Regions from separate parts of the Homo sapiens genome. Here regions 1 and 3 are each linked to region 2. The links are chromatin loops, found by intact Hi-C in ENCODE. Cell type or tissue: PC-9. All regions are shown on one strand.

What was found. Hi-C counts contacts between places; a loop is a spot of excess contacts. Peaks named below come from ENCODE experiments on the same cell type or tissue, not always from the same donor. Only the 100,000 strongest peaks of a DNase experiment are listed, where the experiment ranks them.
Region 1: a loop joins it to region 2, with 3 times the contacts of the local background. A loop is called at or near these places in 16 of 110 quality-filtered maps.
Region 3: it touches region 2 in a loop (12-fold over the local background); 2 of 110 quality-filtered maps call a loop at or near these places.

The regions. Positions count from the first base shown.
Region 1 is chr12:16,164,157-16,166,656 of GRCh38, forward strand. All of the region lies in intron 1 of LOC101928362 (a long non-coding RNA gene), which reads left to right. Among named protein-coding and RNA genes, the nearest start is that of SLC15A5, 110 kb to the right of the region's middle. In PC-9, a CTCF peak has its summit at 1,464; no DNase peak of the experiment used is centred here.
Region 2 is chr12:16,349,507-16,352,006 of GRCh38, forward strand. All of the region lies in intron 1 of MGST1 (microsomal glutathione S-transferase 1), which reads left to right. Among named protein-coding and RNA genes, the nearest start is that of MGST1, 3.1 kb to the left of the region's middle. RefSeq lists an enhancer at 1-18. In PC-9, no CTCF peak of the experiment used is centred here; a DNase peak (open chromatin) is centred at 1,355; H3K4me3 peaks cover 2,313 bases; H3K27ac peaks cover 2,406 bases.
Region 3 is chr12:15,955,344-15,957,843 of GRCh38, forward strand. It overlaps DERA (deoxyribose-phosphate aldolase), which reads left to right. Exons shown (of 9, transcript NM_015954.4): 2 at 1,593-1,690. Among named protein-coding and RNA genes, the nearest start is that of DERA, 45 kb to the left of the region's middle. In PC-9, no CTCF peak of the experiment used is centred here; DNase peaks (open chromatin) are centred at 1,288 and 1,676; H3K4me3 peaks cover 889 bases; H3K27ac peaks cover 2,500 bases.

The sequences.
Region 1 (2,500 bases), 190 kb before region 2:
TTGCAACAGAGATGGCAGAACTTAAAGTAAATATATTCTAGAAGGATTATTAAGTGGTAAACTGTCACCATGAACTTTGTATTCAAGGTTAGTGTGACAGTAGGGTTAGGTACTGTGTCTGAATCTCAAAATATTGTTTTCAAGAAAAAATCTAGGGATTTATGGAATGCCAGGGTGCAGATTTCTACTGATTACTTTTAATGGGATAAGAATTGGGATTGGTTTTATTTATAGCTGATTTATACATGGTGGGATTTGCAAAACTCTGAGAGACTGCTTGAACACCTGCCATTATACCTGAAATTCCAACATTGCAAGTTATTTTCAGGTGATAAGGCATGGTCTTCTATTAGGGAGAAATTCCTCTGGTGCAATAACCCTGTGGAACCAGCATCTGTTCTTTACCCTTTAATTTCTAAAGATTCACTAATTTCCTTTTTGATTAGGAACACCTCACTGCAAGCAAGGTGTTGCTACAATACTGTGATTGTATATGATGCTAAATTTTGATAATTAATGGGAAGGGTAAGGAAAGTTAGAGAATGGTGTCCAGGGCAAGACTATTAGGTTCTGCAGTGAGGTGTTGCAGAGAGCAAGGGGAAGGACCAAAACTGAGAAAGCCTTAAAGCTAGATACCTCTACTCACAACTTATTTGAGGAGGCTGCCCCTGAGTTAAGTCACTTGGAAAGCAGATAGATCAATTTATATTCCCTTGTTCTTAACCTGTTCTGCTTGTCCTTTACCCGACCTATTCACATAAGAATCTGAATATTGGGTTTAGAATAGTTTTAAAATTTCCCGTATAGTGGGGAAAAATCACAGGCATAACAATTAAATTACATTCCGGGGGAATAGCATTTATATACTGTTTTATATTGACTAAGTATTTCATCTCATATCAGAGGACCACCAAATATCTTTCAATAACATTGTTCTAGGGAGACTAAAAGACACTTGTATTCTTTCCTCCCTGAAAGATTTCAGTTCCCAAATTGTGCTAGCCAGTCAATGTGACCTCTTCACCCTCTGAAACTTTTTCATTTTTCTTTATATTGACAAAAATAAGACTTCTTTCAATAGTGATGTATTCTTTGCGCCTGAGGCCAGAAGGTCATCCATGTAAATGAGCCATGTAAACAGCCTGTTATGATCAGATTTTTTTGATGAGGGGGTGGGGGAAGAAATTAACATTACCTTGTACTTGGTTTGATGTGGTAGATAATTTTGAGCAGTAGACTGTGACCCAGGTGTCCACAAATTAGATTATTTGGGGAGCTATACCTGCCAACTGAACTCTAGATGAAGGTGCACTGGTTACCAAAGTGTCCCATGTATAATAATTTTAAAAATTATTAAAACCAGAAATCTTTTAAGGCCTTTTGCAATATAGGAGTCTCTATCAAAACCACAACGTATCTTTGTACCAATAATTCCGTTGTTATCAACCCACATGGCCACTGGATGTCCCCACTCTTCCTCAAATGCAGCTAAGGCATCACTTAACTGGCAGTTATAAAAACAATGCATTTTCCAGGGAACCTTCAGAAACATCCTGCAAGAGTTCTGGGTGTGCTTGGCAGGATTGTTTGTCCCTGGCAATAGCAGGACTGATTAGAAATGGGTAACTTAAGAGACTGAGTTCAGTGAGAAGAATTATTTGGCTCATGTCATTCTGTGTCATTGCAGATTTACTTCTGTAATCCTCTCCAATTGCTTTTTTTGTTTTTCCCTAAAAAGCTCTAAAAGGGGAGTAGCTCTGAGGATACTTCTGCTGTAATCATCAGAGGTGAAACAAGAATGAGTTGGAAAAGGTGAGAACATGGGAGAATGAGCATGACAACTTTACAACATACATGAGAAACTACTTCCTGGGAATGAAGGATAAAATGTATATGGTATTCTTTAGCATGGTGAAAGGTGTGAATTTTGATCACTCCTTTATTCTCAGCAATTGTACCTGATCAGTTATAGCCGTGCAACAATTGACTGAACACTGGACTTAAGAGTTAAGACCAGGATTTGAATCTCATTTCTATTACTTGTTTCATGACATGTGACAAGTACGCTTTGTGTCTCTGAACCTTGGGCCCTTGTCTGTAAAATGGGGTGATATAGTGCTTTCCTCAGATTTCTTGGGAAACTTAAATTATATTTTTTATATGAAAGAACCTAGGACACAGTGGTTACAGAATAACTGTCAAATTTCTTAAGAATTTGGGAGGCAATTAAAAGTTAAATAAGGATTTTATAACTTCAAAAGATCTGTGGTTTAGTTACAATAGAAATAGAAGGATTTAGTGTTACTTACAATATATTTTAATATCTATTCAGAGTTAATAAAAATTATTTAACGACATCAGCTCCCCCTTTGCAATTGTCCCAAAGGAAGAATTATACATAGCTAGTGAATGCCTCACCTAAAAAGGAAAAAAAATCCCAAAGCCTTGGAAAGTGGAACCTTCTTAAAAGGAAAGCACTACAGATACTTAGCTAATTCTT
Region 2 (2,500 bases):
GTCTCTCCACTGTGAATTTGGGTCATATTACTCACTACTTTTCTGGGCCTTAATTTCCTTACATACTAAAGGTAGAAAAAAATATTATTTGCTCTACCTCAGGATTTTTCGGGTCAAGCGAGATAAAATATGCAAAAGCTTTTTGAAAATTCTAAAATCCTCAGTGCCTAGAACAGCGCCAAAGTCGGAAGTTTTTTATTTACCAAACACACAGCATTTAACAGGTCCCAGAGCTTCTTTTTTTTTTTTTTTTTTTGAGACGGGGTCTCGCACTGTCACCCAGGCTGGAGTGCAGTGGCACGATCTCAGCTCACTGCAAACTCCGCTTCCCGGGTTCACGCCATTCTCCTGCCTCAGCCTCCCGAGTAGCTGGGACTACAGGCACCTGCCACCACGCCCAGCTAATTTTTTGTATTTTTAATAGAGACGGGGTTTCACCATGTTAGCCAGGATGGTCTCGATCTCCTGACCTCGTGATCTGCCCGCCTCCGGCTCCCAAAGTGCTGGGATTACAGGCATGAGCCACCGCGCTCGGCCCCCGCTTTTCTAACTTTATTCAGCTAAGGCTCACAAGAATCCAGTGAAATGGGAGTTCTTATTCAACTCCTTTCACAGGTAAGGTGAAGAGGTCCCAGAGAAGTTAAGTTACACTTACTAAGTGGCAGGGTCGAGATCCACCCGAATGCCAATCTAGTTCCAGAGTTTTGAATACTTGACACTCTACCCCATGTCCTCTTATGAAGAAGTCACCTCCACATTAGGGGACAGAGCTCTGGTCTCTGGCAAGAGAGGTTGAGATACTTATTACCATGCTGGCCAATGAATGGAGAATATAATGAGCAAACAAACCACTGTGCAAACATGATTGATCATTGTAAATATTTTCTATAATTCATAACCAAATTAGTGTTTTTCCCTGCTTACTTTTCTTTGATTATTTCTCCTTCATTCCTTGAATCCTCAAACCACTTAACATTTCATCCTGTTATTTATTATTATACAGGACCACTCTTCTCCCTCCTGACAACCTTTCCTGGTAAAAGGCTTTCAGTAATTTTGTTGTGGCTGCAGAGCCAACCATGATAATGGCTGCAGTTTTGTGCAGCAAACTCGTGGCAATTGATTGATAAATCAGCTTTGGGGGAAAAAAAGTTTACAACAGCATTGCCTTAATCCATGCTATAAACAACTACTATTTCTTAATGTTCTTACCTTAACTGCTCATTACCTGGCTCTTGGGTACCTGTGAAGGGGAAGATGTTACCCTGGAGAGATGGTTCATTGACTCATCAGGTGTGTGTCAGATGCTTGGTGCTGGCCAGTCTCCCAAACCCACAGACTTGAGGAGTTAAGCCACATTCTTCGTGATTGAGAAACTCTGTGTGAAGTGCACAGTGTGTTGTTCATTTTTAAAGAAAAGGCCTCCCATTGCCCTTTTTCCCAGCCACTGACTTCTTTGTGTACTTTCCTACCAACAGTCCTGGGAGGCTGCCATTTTTTTCTCTACTCTTTCAATACTGATTTTCAATGAGGGGGAAAAAAAAGTTCTCTGGACTTTTGTTCCATCAATACATAAATTTCATTCTGGGAACATTAGTAGAGGCCTATAGAGAATGTTTTAGTTTTAAAATTATTGTTAAGTAGCAACTTTCTATTTGATAAACTTACCTTAATTTTAAAAAACTTCACACGCTTGCTGTATTTCTTCACATCTTTGTACAGAGGCCTGGGACTTAGGGATCCTTTCTTAAGCTAATTACTTTACCTACACTCTGAAGGATAGTGCAGTTTATTCATGACTTTCACCCCTTCAATACTAGAACAAGCAGACACATTAAATGTTACCAAAAATATTATATTGCACTGAGAGCTAATCTAACATACTGTGCTTTCAAGACTAGAGACTTATGGAGGTTGATTAATTTGCTATCTAGGGGATTTTTTAAAAACCTTGCGCATGTAGTTTCTGTTTGCCTAAATCCAAGCTGTATATTTTTAGCCTAAGAAAACAAAAATAGGGGGGCCAGGCATGGTGGCTCATGCCTGTAATCCTAGCAGTTTGGGAGGCTGAGGCGGGTGGATCACCTGAGGTCAGGAGTTTAAGACCAGCCTGACAAATATGGTGAAACCCCGTCTTTACTAAAAATACAAAAATTAGCCAGGTGTGGTGGCGGGCACCTGTAATCCCAGCTACTCGGGAGGCTGAGGCAGGAGAATGGCTTGAACCCAGGAGGCAGAGGTTGCAGTGAGCCAAGATTGCACCACTGCACTGCAGCCTGGGCGACAGAGTGAGACTCCATCTCAAAAAAAGAAAAGAAAAGGAAACAAAAATAGGGGTTACTTAGGTAGCTTTGATTTCTTTATCTGCAAAATGGGAATTTTAATACCTCACCACATAACTGGAAAAAGAAAGAAGATGACAGATATAAGGGGTGCCTACTTGTGCCAGCCACAGAGTAGGCATTCACTTAATGTCAATTGAATTAGAATTAAGCAGAAT
Region 3 (2,500 bases), 390 kb before region 2:
TTACAGGTCTTAGATAAATTGGGACGAAGTCTAGAGTGTCTGGTCTGATTTTCTCGGGCTCTGCTAGAACAAAAACAGCCCTTGAGTGGGAAAGCAGAGGCAGATTTCATCGGCCTGACCCCAGACTCCCATTTTCTCTGTGAAGTTGGCTCAGCAAACAAGCAAGAAAACATACAATATCTTTGAGGAGCAGGAGCAGATGGATTGAAATGTTAAAAATCTGGTTTGTTAAATGATTTCAGCTAACAAAATAATTAGAGAGAAAAAGAAGCACCCAAACTCTCTTCCTTCTTCAGTGAAATTTAAATAAGATCATTATTAATCACTCAGAGTCCACCTTGCAATCTCTATACCTTTAATACTGATACTTTTAAGAAGAATGAAATGAAAATGAGTGAGAGAAAGAATGTCATCTGTAAACATTAGTTTAGATGCAAATACTTCAATTTGTATTGTTACATGATACAGTATGTGATTAGCAGTTTTCCTCATTGCATTATAAAGAGTTTTGTAATTAGTGCATTTTTTCTAATGGATAACTTTTTTTCCACAGTACTCTTTTAAGGCTCTTTTAAAAACATGGAATTGCTGGAGAGATATAGAAGTGAGGTTAGTTATAGAAGGTAAATAATGTTCATGTCCGATTTACCGTGAGGCCACCTATGTTTATAGGATATTGGTGGATGAAGTTGAAATATGTGTACCAAACACTGTTGGATGTTAGACACCCAAAGATGAGTAACATCATGGCTGACAATGTACTAAGTACAACGAATGGTTTCACCAGGAATCCTTGATGAATTGATTACAAGTTCTGTGGTAGAGATCTATCCAAATGTTAGCTCTGTCTGGGGAGCTGACAGTGTTTTCACAACAGCTAATATTTAGACTAGGTCTGAAGGTAGAAATTACAGTTAACTGGAAGAGAAGAGAGAGTAGATCAAGGTAGGAGAGAGCATTTCAGAACAAAAGCAACAGAGATAGCTCCTGAAACTTTAAATAATTTGTTTTTTCTTTTTTTCTAACTTCTGTTATATCAGTCAATGTTGTTATTTCTAATACATTTTGAAAAATTTTTCTTTGAAGAAAGAATGGGCTGTATCCTGTCAGCATGCAGTAGGTATTAATCTTGCCAGTAAGCGGGTAGTGAGCACAGATTCTGTAAGCCCCACCATTAGTTCACTTAAGATTTGTTAATCATTTGCTCTCCTGGGCTGGACACTCACCAGTAAGTCTTTGCTCTCAGAGGTGAGGTACGTGGCATGGGTAACACACATTTCCCACGTCGTTAGACATGTCTGTGTGATGAATCAATACAGGTTCTTCCAGTTCCAAATGTATAGGCTGGTACAGAAGCAATTGTGGTTTTTGCCTTTGAAAGTAATGGAGTGATTTTGCATGAAGTATGCCTTTTGTTGACTGGTCTTCCATCAATAAGGTTGTTTATTTATAGTTGTACAAAAAAGAAATATAAGCTTTAAAAAAAGGTTGATGTCAAATGATAAATGTATCCTTTCAAGGACCATGTAAAAATAGGTGACTATATTTAATGAAACTTTAGGTTTCAGAAAGTGTTTTTCTGTCTGTTTTAGACCTTAGCTGGATCTCCAAAATACAAGTGAATCACCCGGCAGTTCTGAGGCGTGCGGAACAAATCCAGGCTCGCAGAACCGTGAAAAAGGAGTGGCAGGTAAGGGTTCTTCTTGAGCATTCTGTGCCTGTATTTTACAATGCATGGTCTCTTCCCTCAAGGCCACAATATTGAATTTCACTCAAGATGCATCTAAACTTAAAAGATTGCAGCTGTCCATGACTTATTTTAATAATTCATATATGATGATGATGGGTTGGAGAAAGATAACACATTTATCCAAACAAGTTAAAATCTTATCACTCTTGAGTGGCAAAACCGCAAATGAATTTGAGGCATCTTTATTCATGAGTGAATTAAATGGCATATTTTCTCAACACATTTATTCAGTTTTTTAGACATGCCTTCTTTGGTTGTCTTCTGTTTTAATTTTAAAGCCCTAACATCTAAACTTGATGTGTCCACTGTTGAGGCCCTTAGGTATAAGAGTTGACCTTTCTTGACCATCATATTTACCTTACTATTACTTTCTATAAATCATTTTTCAAAATTCCAAAAATGATGTTTCGTAGAGTACTTGCGGTCAGCATTTTCTTCAGTGTATCCCAACCAAAGACGTGCTGTGTAGGATTAAAGGGAATTCAGAGTTCATTTCACAAGTGAGACAGAATACTGTGATTGAATCCTTGAGAGTGATAGTTCACGTTTTGCTCATCCTTAGAAATATTCTGGTTGAAAAGGTAAAATAAAATTCATCAGACTGAGTTGTGAAATATGAATATTGTTTTAAAAATGGAATTGGATTAAATTGAAAAAACACCAAAAAACTTGGAAACTTTTAAAAATGATAATCTCATCCCAGATCCCAGAGCGGGAGGTAAAATGTAAGGTAGAAACCTTCTTTCGGAG